Regions from separate parts of the Homo sapiens genome. Here all the other regions are linked to region 1. Evidence: chromatin contacts called from ENCODE Hi-C or POLR2A ChIA-PET data. All regions are on one chromosome and are shown on one strand. Each heading gives the region's core, a stretch centred on a gene start or an enhancer-like site at or near the end of the contact. The rest is flanking DNA. Distances are from core to core; before and after follow the strand shown.

Region 1 (3,190 bases), core at 205-2,704:
TAGAGCTATAGATGAATCAACTCCTGGGTCAAGTGGGCAAGAGGTGGATCCCTGACCAAAATCTCACACACATGTACATACGTGCATGCCTATCCAATAATAGCCAACTGCTGAAGTGTGTGTACTCCACAGGCAGATGCTGATGCCAAGTTTGGGGTGCAAAATGTTATTAGGGTTCAATTCCTTTGAAGGGAAGGGAGAGAAAGCGGGGTTGGGTAGTGGAAGGAGTTGAACTGCAAGGTAGGCCTGAAAAAGTCTGGGCCATTTCTTGGCTTTGGAGGGTTCCGGGGCAAGTATTGCCTGCTTGTATCCTGCATTGGGTCGAAATGACCAGGACTTTATACCTAGGAGATGACTCATCAGATGTGGGCTGCTGGGAGAGGCAGCTCTCTGCAGCTGAGGCAGATTTGGAAGGCTACATTCCCCATAGCTGGGCAGAAGGTCCTGCCCTGCTGGGGGATCAGGGTGGTATACCCCCATGTATGTCATGCCAACCGTGTCTGTCACAGCCCAGTGTGCATAACTACATGAGTGTGAAAAATATATAACTGCATTTATTTAAAAGGATTTTATAGTCTCTTCTGGCCACTAGTCCAAACTCTCTCTTTCTCTATTCCCAGCCTCAATTTTTCCAGAGCAGCAGGGTTTTACTATATTATGTTTATGTATGGATTGTAGGTGGTTAGAGCTCAATCAGCTCTTGAAACTCACCTGTTCAATACGAGCATTAGTTAAGGAAGCCAGGGTCCATATGAGTTCTGGACCTCAACTTGAAATCTTTCATGTAGTAGGCATTCAATGAATACTTGTTAAATTGAATTAATCAAGGACACAGACTCAGGATTAGAACCTTGCTCTCCCAGCTTCTAGTCCAGTGTTCTGTGAACCTTGCTGTCTCTCTCTCTCTCTCTCTCTCTCTGTGTGTGTGTGTGTGTGTGTGTGTGAGAGAGAGAGAGAGAGAGAGAGAGAGAGAGAGAGGGACAGACAGACAAAGACAGAGAGTAAACTTTGGAATATCAAATAATTCTAGTAGTTTTGGTCCAGTGGTCTGGGATTTTACATTATCATGCATACTAGTAGGAAAACTCAGACAAATCAGAATTATTTCACTGGATAAACTAGAGGCAGATGTATCTGGCATTCACAATGGTTTTATTTTATGGGCTACATTGAGGGAACCACCTCAAACTTGGGTGGGGCAGTAGCTACTCAGCCCAGCCAAATATTGCCATGGGGCAATGCAGGCCCAAGATAGCCTGTATCCTCTGCTTCCTCAAGAGAAGCTGGAAATCTGAATTTTTAGGTGATATCTACAAAATTTTTAATGTTGTCTCAAAAATTTAAAATTGTCACGTTGGCCAACTCAAACATGCTAGTTTGAAAACTCTAATCCAGTGGCTCTCAACCAGGGGCAGTTTTGTTCCCCCGGAGACATTTGGTAATGTCTGGAGATATTTTTGGCTGTCACCAGGGGAGCCGGAATGCTACTGGCATCTAGAGGCCAGGGATGCTGGTAAACTCCCTACAATGCACGGGGCATTCCTCAACCAAAATGTCAATTGTGATGAGGCTGAGAAACCTTACTTTAGTCATATGTTAAAGTCAAAAACAGAAACTGCCTCTTTTTCACTGGGACCTCCTCTGTGAAAAGTGGCAGTTGGGGCCTGCCCCAAAACAGGAAAACTCAATTTCAGAGCTTCAAAAATCAACACTTTTAAAAATGGTTGCTGAGTTACAAATGGCCAAAAAGCATATGAAAAGATGCTCAACATCACTAACTACCAGAGAAATGCAAATCAAGACCACAACTGAGGCATTACCCAACCATTACAGTGGCTACTATAAACAACAACAATAACAGACAGTAAGTGTTGAAAGGGATGTGGAGAAGTTGGAACCCTGGGAATTGTTGGAGGATGTAGAATGGTGCCACTGCTATGGGAAACAGTATCATTGTTCCTCAAAAAAATTGAAACTAGGACTACCTTATGATCCAGAATCTCACTTCTGGGCCTATATCCAAAAGAATTAAAAGCAGGGTCTTGAAAAGGTATTTGCACACTCATGTTCATAGCAGGGTTATTTGCAAGAGCCAAGAGGTAGAAGCAACCTACATATTCATCAGTGGATGAATGGATAAACAAAATGTGGCATTTACATACAATGGAATATTATTCAGCCTTAAAAGGGAGAGGAATTCTGACACTTGGTGCAGCGTGGATGAACCTTGAAGACATTATGCTCTGTGAAACAAGCCAGACACAAAAGGAAAAACATTGTATAATTCTACTCACATGAGATATCTAAATTAGTCAAATCGTAGATAATAGGAAGTAGAAGGGTGGTTGCCAAGAGCTGGGGGAAGGGGCAAAAGAGAGTTATTTATAGTTATAGAGTTTCAGTTCTGCAAGATGAGAAAGTTCTGGAGATGTATCTCACAGCAATGTGAATATATTTAGTACTACTGAACTGTACACTTAAAAATGGTTAAGATGGTACACTTTATGTTATGTGGTTTTATTTTTACCACAATTAAAAAAATAGGTTACTGAGCTGAAAAATAGTTCACCAACAAATTCTAATCTCATTGTATGAGTTATGCCAAGGTATTTTGAAAAACAAACACAAAAACAGAAAGTGTCATTTGTAGAGAACCAAATCACAGTTTTCCGTGCATTTGAGGAGAGAAATAGCTAAACCACCAGAACTGTGACTGAGTGATAGGTGACTAAAATGATAAGCATTGCATCAGGGCTTCAATCCTCCTACACCCCTAGGGCTCAGTGTCCTTATGTGATCAGATCACTAAGGACTCACCAAGGTTCACAGCTGGTGGGATAAGAGCTGGTGAGGTGGGGCCAGGCATGGTGGCTCACACCTGTGATCCCAGCACTTTTGGGAGGCTGAGGTGGGTGGATCACCTGAGGTTGGGAGTTTGAGACCAGCCTGACCAACATGGAGAAACTCTGTCTCTACTCAAAATACAAAATTAGTCGGGTGTGGTGGTGCATGCCTGTAATCCCAGCTACTCGGGAGGCTGAGGCAGGAGAATCACTTGAATCTGGGAGACAGAGGTTGTGGTGAGCAGAGATGGCGCCACTGCACTCCAGCCTGGGCCACAAGAGCGAAATTCTGTCAAAAAAAAAAAAAAAAAAAAAGAGCTGGTGGGGTGGGTTCCCTCCTATGGTAA
Region 2 (3,190 bases), core at 319-2,818, 52 kb before region 1:
GTGTCAAAATATTTAGGGCTTCCAGTCTCCTTAACCTGATATCCCACCTGCTTTACAGTGTGGCATGAAGAACTATCTCTTGAACACAAAACAAGTCACCTTATCATTTACATTGTCTAATATTTAAAAAACAACTTTTAAAAACCAGTTTTGTGGCCAGGCATGGTGGCTCACGCCTGTAATCCCAGCACTTTGGGAGGCCGAGGCGCGTCATGAGGTCAGGAGTTTGAGACCAGCCTGGCCAACACATCGAAACCGCGTTTCTTCTAAAAATACAAAAATTAGCTGGGCATGGTGGCGGATGCCTGTAATCCCAGCTGCTAGGGAGGCTGAGGCAGGAGAATTGCTTGAACCCAGGAGGCAGATGTTGCAGTTAGCCAAGATTGCACCACTGAACTCCAGCTCCGGCAGCAGAGTGAGACTCTGTCTCAAAAAAAAAAAAAATCAGTTTTGTGTTCCATTAAAATACATTAAGTCGGGTGTGGTAGCATGTGTCTGTAATCCCAGCACTTTAGGAGGCTGAGGCAGGAGGATCCCTTGAGGCCAGGAGTTGGAGACCAGCCTGGACAACATAGCGAGACCCTGTCTCAAAAAAAAAAAAAAAATAGGACAGCAACTGAGACTTAATAAAAATGTCTTCCATGTATTTTTTCTAAAACCAGTTAATTTATATTTGTGGAATAATTTTGTGCTCACTAAACATGTACATACAACGCTATTATGGACTTCAATGAACAGAAAGCTTTTTCCATTGTTTCCAGATCACTCTTTCTCTCTCTTTTTTTTTTTTTTTTTTTTGAGACGGAGTCTGGCTCTGTAACCCAGGCTGGAGTGCAGTGGCGCCATCTCGGCTCACTGCAAGCTCCGCCTCCCGGGTTCACGCCATTCTCCTGCCTCAGCCTCCAGAGTAGCTGGGACTACAGGCTCCTGCCACCACGCCTGGCTAATTATTTTTGTATTTTTAGTAGAGACGGGGTTTCACTGTGTTAGCCAGGATGGTCTTAATCTCCTGACCTCATGATCTGCCCACCTCGGCCTCCCAAAGTGCTGGGATTACAGGTATGAGCCACCGCGCCCAGCCTCTCTCTTTTTTTTAAAGAACAGGTGTTCGCCAGGCACGGTGGCTCACGCCTGTAATCCCAGGACTTTGGGAGGCCAAGGCGGGCGGATCACGAGGTCAGGAGTTCGAAACCAGCCTGGCCAACATGGTGAAACCCCGTCTCTACTAAAAAAATGAAAATTAGCCGGGCGTGGTGGCATGTGTCTGTAATCCCAGCTACTCAGGAGGCTGAGGCAGGAGAATCACTTGAACCCGGGAGGCAGAGGTTGCAGTGAGCCAAGATCGCGCCACTGCACTCCAGCCTGGGCGACAGAGCGAGACTCTGTCTCAAAACAACAACAAAAAACAAACAAACAACAACAACAACAACAACAAAAACAGGTGTTCACCTCTTATTCCCTTGAAATAAGTTGTTGAAAAATCCTGTTGTTCTACACAGCCCTGCTCACCAAACAGTGTGAGAGCTGTGGGCTTGGTTTACCGCCCGCAGGTTCTGATCCCACGTCTTCTTTGCCCTGGTTGGAGAAGGGATGTGAGGAGCGGAGAAGCCGTGGCCCAAACAGGACCTGCTGGCTCCCTCTTGTGGAGAATAGGGAGAAAACATGCGGGAAGAAAAGGGGCTCTGTATATCGGCGAATACTATTTTACTGAAACAACCCCGGGAAATGTGATCTGAAAAATATGGTCTGAGACAGAGTTGTATTTTGCTGTGTATTGCAAAAGGGATTGGAAGTCACTGGGTGGGGGAGTATAAATTGAATAACTAGAATACGCAGAAGATTAAAAAAATTTTAGCCCATCATTTTGTTGTTGGCCCAGAGTAAACCTCTCTCCCAGGGCAATTCATAAGGAACAAACTGGCTTGGGGATCTCTTTTCCCCCCTCTTTCCCTTCTCGTGGTGGGAGGAGGAACAGAATTACCCAAAGGGGTGCCGCGGCTGAGGTGTATGTTCCTGGCAGGGATAAGGCACGGGCGCCTTGGCTCACCCAACAGTCCGGGCAGGCCTCCAGGGTCCTGCGTGTGGACACCAAATACCAAAAACCAACTGAATTGTATGCTTTAAAGTGATGGATTTTATGGTATGCAAATTACATCTCAATTTTAGAAAGGAAATATTTTATTGAGCCAGTTGTTAACTTGATTTAAAAATTGTATTCAGACACATGGTACAACACGTGGGCCTCATTTGTACTCTTGCCCCTGGGGTCCTGCAAATGTCACCAAGGAGTCTGCACATCGAGGTGTGAAATGGCAGTGGGTGCTTTGTCAACTCAGATTTTCAAGGAACCTGGAGCTTAGCAGTTGAGGTGGAGAGTGGTAGGAAATAAGGCTGGATCATAGACAAGGCCAGGTCCTGGAGGGCTTATGAACTGTGAGATGAACTCAGCCTTTATTGGAGGTGAGTGGGATGGACAGGTCTTAGTTGTAGGTTGGCAGTGAGGAATCTTTTTTTTTTTTGAGATGCAGTCTCACTCTGTCACCCAGGCTGGAGTGCAGTGGTGTGATTTTGGCTCACTGCAACTTCTGCCTCCCGGGTTCAAGTGATTCTTCTGCCTCACCCTCCTGAGTAGCTGGGACTACAGGTGCATGCCACCACAGCTGGCTAATTTTTGTAATTTTAGTAGAGTCGGGGTTTCACCATATTAAGCCAGGCTGGTCTTGAACTCCTGACCTCGTGATCTGCCCGCCTCGGCCTCCCAAAGTGCTGGGATTACAGATGTAAGCCACCACGCCTGGCTGATTTTGCATTTTCAAATAAACAGCCATACCTTTTTACTTTCCACTCTAGCAGCTGGTGGGGAGGACAGATCTGAGAGGGACCGTTCTGGAGTCATCGAGGGCAGTCGGCTGTTGCATTCATCTAGGAGAGAGGTGTGCCAGGCCTGAACCCTAAGGCAGTGACAGTAGAAATAAGGCAGAGGAGAGGGCAGGTCATGGAAATGCTTAGCCATAAACTCAGAGGCATGGGGATAGTGGTGGAGTGTGTGGAAGAGAAGGTGGGGGAAGAGTCAAAGGTGACTCATCATTGTGGGTAGTGGTGGCAAAAGTGGGCAGGCTTGGGGCATGTGGAGGGAGAGGACCTGCTGACTGAGAAAATGACCAGTGGGTGTTAGATAAGAAGAGGTCAA
Region 3 (3,190 bases), core at 203-2,702, 34 kb after region 1:
CTTTTATGATCATAGGTGTTGCTTCATTATTTAAAGCATACTTGTTATTGCAGGAAAGACAAGCTTGCATTTGATTTATAATGGAACCATTGTGCTTTGAGTTAAATGAAAGTTCAAAGGAAAATGAATTCTAAATAAGAATAATTGAAGAGATTCAAGGTTCATTTGAGTTTATATTCATCAAGGCAATTGTCTCCGAAATCCTCTTATTTAAAGCAACAGGACAGATCGTAACTTACAAACTTCGCCTTTATGACATCACTTCATTCTATATATCATAATCAGAAATGTTAAGCCTCAGCAGTAATTTATACAAAATGTATTGTTACAGAGTTATAAATGTCATTAAGTGGTAGACTTATGCCTCAGTGTCATGCAAGTTGAATCTTGGATTTAAAAAAATTACCCATAATGCAAGTATTCTATAAAAATATTCTTAGTACTCTCTCCTCCACTGCAGCCTCATATTAAAAGTTCAGTTCCATTTTCCACCTGTACTCTGCTCTGGGAAGTGCAACCTTTATTTCTCCTTCATGTTTTTAAAGTCACCTTCTTAATTCTGGTAGAACATAACTCAAACAACTGAAAATGTTAGGAATGGATTTACAGTCCCTCTGGCTACTCTCTATCTGGGATGGAAAAGAAAGTGAAGCTGGAGATAACTTTTCCTGCCATCAAGGGACATCTATAGAGGAGAGGCAATTAATTGTAATGTGCCAACTAGTTTTGATTATTCAGGGACTTGTGATGGAATTTGTGGATTATTCAGGTCCCTGGTTTTCTGTTTTGGCTAATTTCACTGCTCAGTGGCACCTCCAGAGGTCAGGGACAGCTATTCTCCTATGGAGTGTCCCCAGAGAGACAGTGGCAAAGGAACCACCCCCTTTTGAGCAACTACTCTGTGTCAGACACAGGGAGGATTTTTTTTTAACATTTGTAGTCTTTCATTAATTTCACAACAAACCTCCATTCTATTTTACAGACAGTAAAAACTCAGTGTAATTCATTCATTTCTCAAATCTCTATCAAGTGTATTCTGTGTGCTAGTCCCTGGGATAAAACAGTGAATGAAAGAGATGGGTCCCGGCTTTCTCTGAGCTTAGGATGCAGGAAGGAAAAAAAATAAAGTAGACAAATCATCAAATATATAAAATATAAAATTACAAACAGTGATATATGTAATGAATGAAAATTTTAAGGGATCACAAAATTTGTAAACAGGGGATCTGATCCAGTTGTGGAGTCAGAGATGGCGTCCCTGAGGGCATAAGCCTCTGCACTGGTGATTGAAGAATGGAATAGAAGCTGTCAAAGCTTGCACGGCGAGCCCACAGCAGAGCTGGGATTCAAACTCAGGTCTGCCTGACACCAGACTCTCTCTGTATTGCACTACTACAGACAGTTGAAACTATGCCCTGACAGGGAGACCTTTGACTCCCAGCCCCTAGCCCTGCTCCACCAGCTGCCCCAGAGATGCCGTGTCCGTGGGAGTTGGTGATGGTGGATTGGAAGCTGAAGAGCTCCTGTGGTTTCTCAGCAAGTTTAACTGGCAATATGAAGGAGCCCTCACTCTCTGTGCATTCTTTCCATTTTCTTCATGGTTCTGTCTAGATTGGATTTCGGCACTGGCAGGAGGGGTGTCCTTCTGGCATGACTCCTGATGGGGTTGTGTGGCTAATTTCAAACATTGGGAGGGGCTTGATTAATGACCAGCCCAAACCAGAGTTCAGAAACATTGCCTGGAGCCTCTGTAAAACTCCCCAGATCCTGCCTCCTTGTCTACCTCCCTTTACTCAACCCTGCCTCCCCTGATCTAAAGCCATCTTAGAGATTGGCTACCTGCCTGAAAAACTCCCTGACCTGCTGAGGAACTGCAGCAGGGAGTCCTGTTAGCAGCTGTGGGAGGGTTGGAGTCTGACCAGAACATTCCTCGCTCATGTTTCCACCCACTCCGTGTCTGCAGGGTGAAATGCCCCATTGGATGCGGTGGCCACCCCAGAGCTGCACCTTCTAGCTGGATACAGGGATAGGAGTGGTTGGGATTGAAGGTGAGAAGTCTGGGAAATGAACCATTTTCTTAGGTCTTCTGCTGATTTCCACCCCTCTGACTAATTATATAGCAGGGGCAGTGATTTACCAAAAGGAGGCATTGTATGACTTTTTAAGGACATCTTTCCAAAAAAACAAGCAAAAATTCTCCCCCAAGCAAAACCAACCGCCCCCCCCCAAAAAAACCTAAAAGCCAAAAAACTCAAACATCCAGGGAAAAGACCTTCTCTTTAAGCCTAAATTTCCACCATTTGTGACTTACCTTTTTTTTTTTTTTTTTTTTGAGACGCAGTCTTGCTCTGTCGCCAGGCTGGAGTGCAGTGGCGCGATCTCGGCTCACTGCAACCTCCACCTCCCGGATTCAAGCGATTATCCTGCCTCAGCCTCCTGAGTAGCTGGGACTACAGGCACGCGGCACCACGCCCAGCTACTTTTTGTATTTTTAGTAGAGACGGGGTTTCACCATGTTGGCCAGGATGGTCTCGATCTCTTGACCTCGTGATCCACCCGCCTCGGCCTCCCAAAGTGCTGGGATTACAGGCGTGAGCCACCGCGCCCAGCCTGTGACTTACTTTTTTGAGTTACACAACATTACTTTCTTGCTTCAATGTTTTTGTGCAAATGCACGCCGTCTGGGGAGAAGCAAATTTCTTGAAATTGAAACCACCGAAATGTGAATGAATTTATCATATCCCTTGTTTGTATCTGGTGAACGGGTAGCTAGAGGGCCTGAGGTATCTTGGGGAACAGGTCGTTGAAGTGGGTACAGGACGGGGCAGTCACTTTAATCGCTGGTCCGAGCTCCCCAGCCTCCCTTTTGCAAAAAGCAAAAATACGTTATCGTCACTAGGGGGCGGAAGTAGGCCAGCAATCGGTCTCTAGTACTTGTTTGGTCTGAAAACTAAAGTTGGCAAATCTGCATTATTAGTGTTTTATTTTTCTTAAGAATCCCAAGTCTCTCTGAGATGGTATGAGTGTGAGAGTTAGGCTACTGTAGTGTAAAGAAGCCAATCCCAAGAAAATAAAAGCCCTGTGTAGGTAAAGCAGATACCCGACAGATTCTATCAATGGACTTTGAAATTGTTCTACTGTTTTTATTATGATAATTTACTGAAAATTTCTCAGATCTAAAATTCAAATA

What was found. A loop is a pair of places that touch in the nucleus more often than their neighbours do. ChIA-PET counts read pairs that join two places held with the same protein, here RNA polymerase II (POLR2A). Pooled maps may share reads with other maps.
Region 2: a pooled map shows a loop between it and region 1 (6-fold over the local background). The contact joins two enhancer-like sites. A Hi-C loop is called at or near these places in 1 of 168 maps with a recorded cell type or tissue (endothelial cell of hepatic sinusoid), 3 of 37 single-sample maps with no recorded cell type and 4 of 50 pooled maps. POLR2A ChIA-PET finds 5 or more read pairs at or near these places in 2 of 52 experiments (GM12878 and OCI-LY7).
Region 3: a loop to region 1 is called in a pooled map, with 2.7 times the contacts of the local background. The contact joins two enhancer-like sites. A Hi-C loop is called at or near these places in 1 of 37 single-sample maps with no recorded cell type and 2 of 50 pooled maps. POLR2A ChIA-PET finds 5 or more read pairs at or near these places in 4 of 52 experiments (MCF 10A, OCI-LY7, PC-3 and 1 more).

Annotation. Positions count from the first base shown.
Region 1 is chr2:65,604,062-65,607,251 of GRCh38, forward strand. No RefSeq gene overlaps it. Among named protein-coding and RNA genes, the nearest start is that of LINC03050, 3.3 kb to the left of the region's middle. RefSeq lists an enhancer at 2,166-2,645. Within about 2 kb of position 1,455, at least 4 of the 41 ENCODE cell types and tissues checked have a DNase peak (open chromatin) inside an H3K27ac peak, as active enhancers do.
Region 2 is chr2:65,551,803-65,554,992 of GRCh38, forward strand. No RefSeq gene overlaps it. Among named protein-coding and RNA genes, the nearest start is that of LINC03050, 49 kb to the right of the region's middle. Within about 2 kb of position 1,569, at least 3 of the 41 ENCODE cell types and tissues checked have a DNase peak (open chromatin) inside an H3K27ac peak, as active enhancers do.
Region 3 is chr2:65,637,804-65,640,993 of GRCh38, forward strand. No RefSeq gene overlaps it. Among named protein-coding and RNA genes, the nearest start is that of LINC03050, 37 kb to the left of the region's middle. Within about 2 kb of position 1,453, at least 2 of the 41 ENCODE cell types and tissues checked have a DNase peak (open chromatin) inside an H3K27ac peak, as active enhancers do.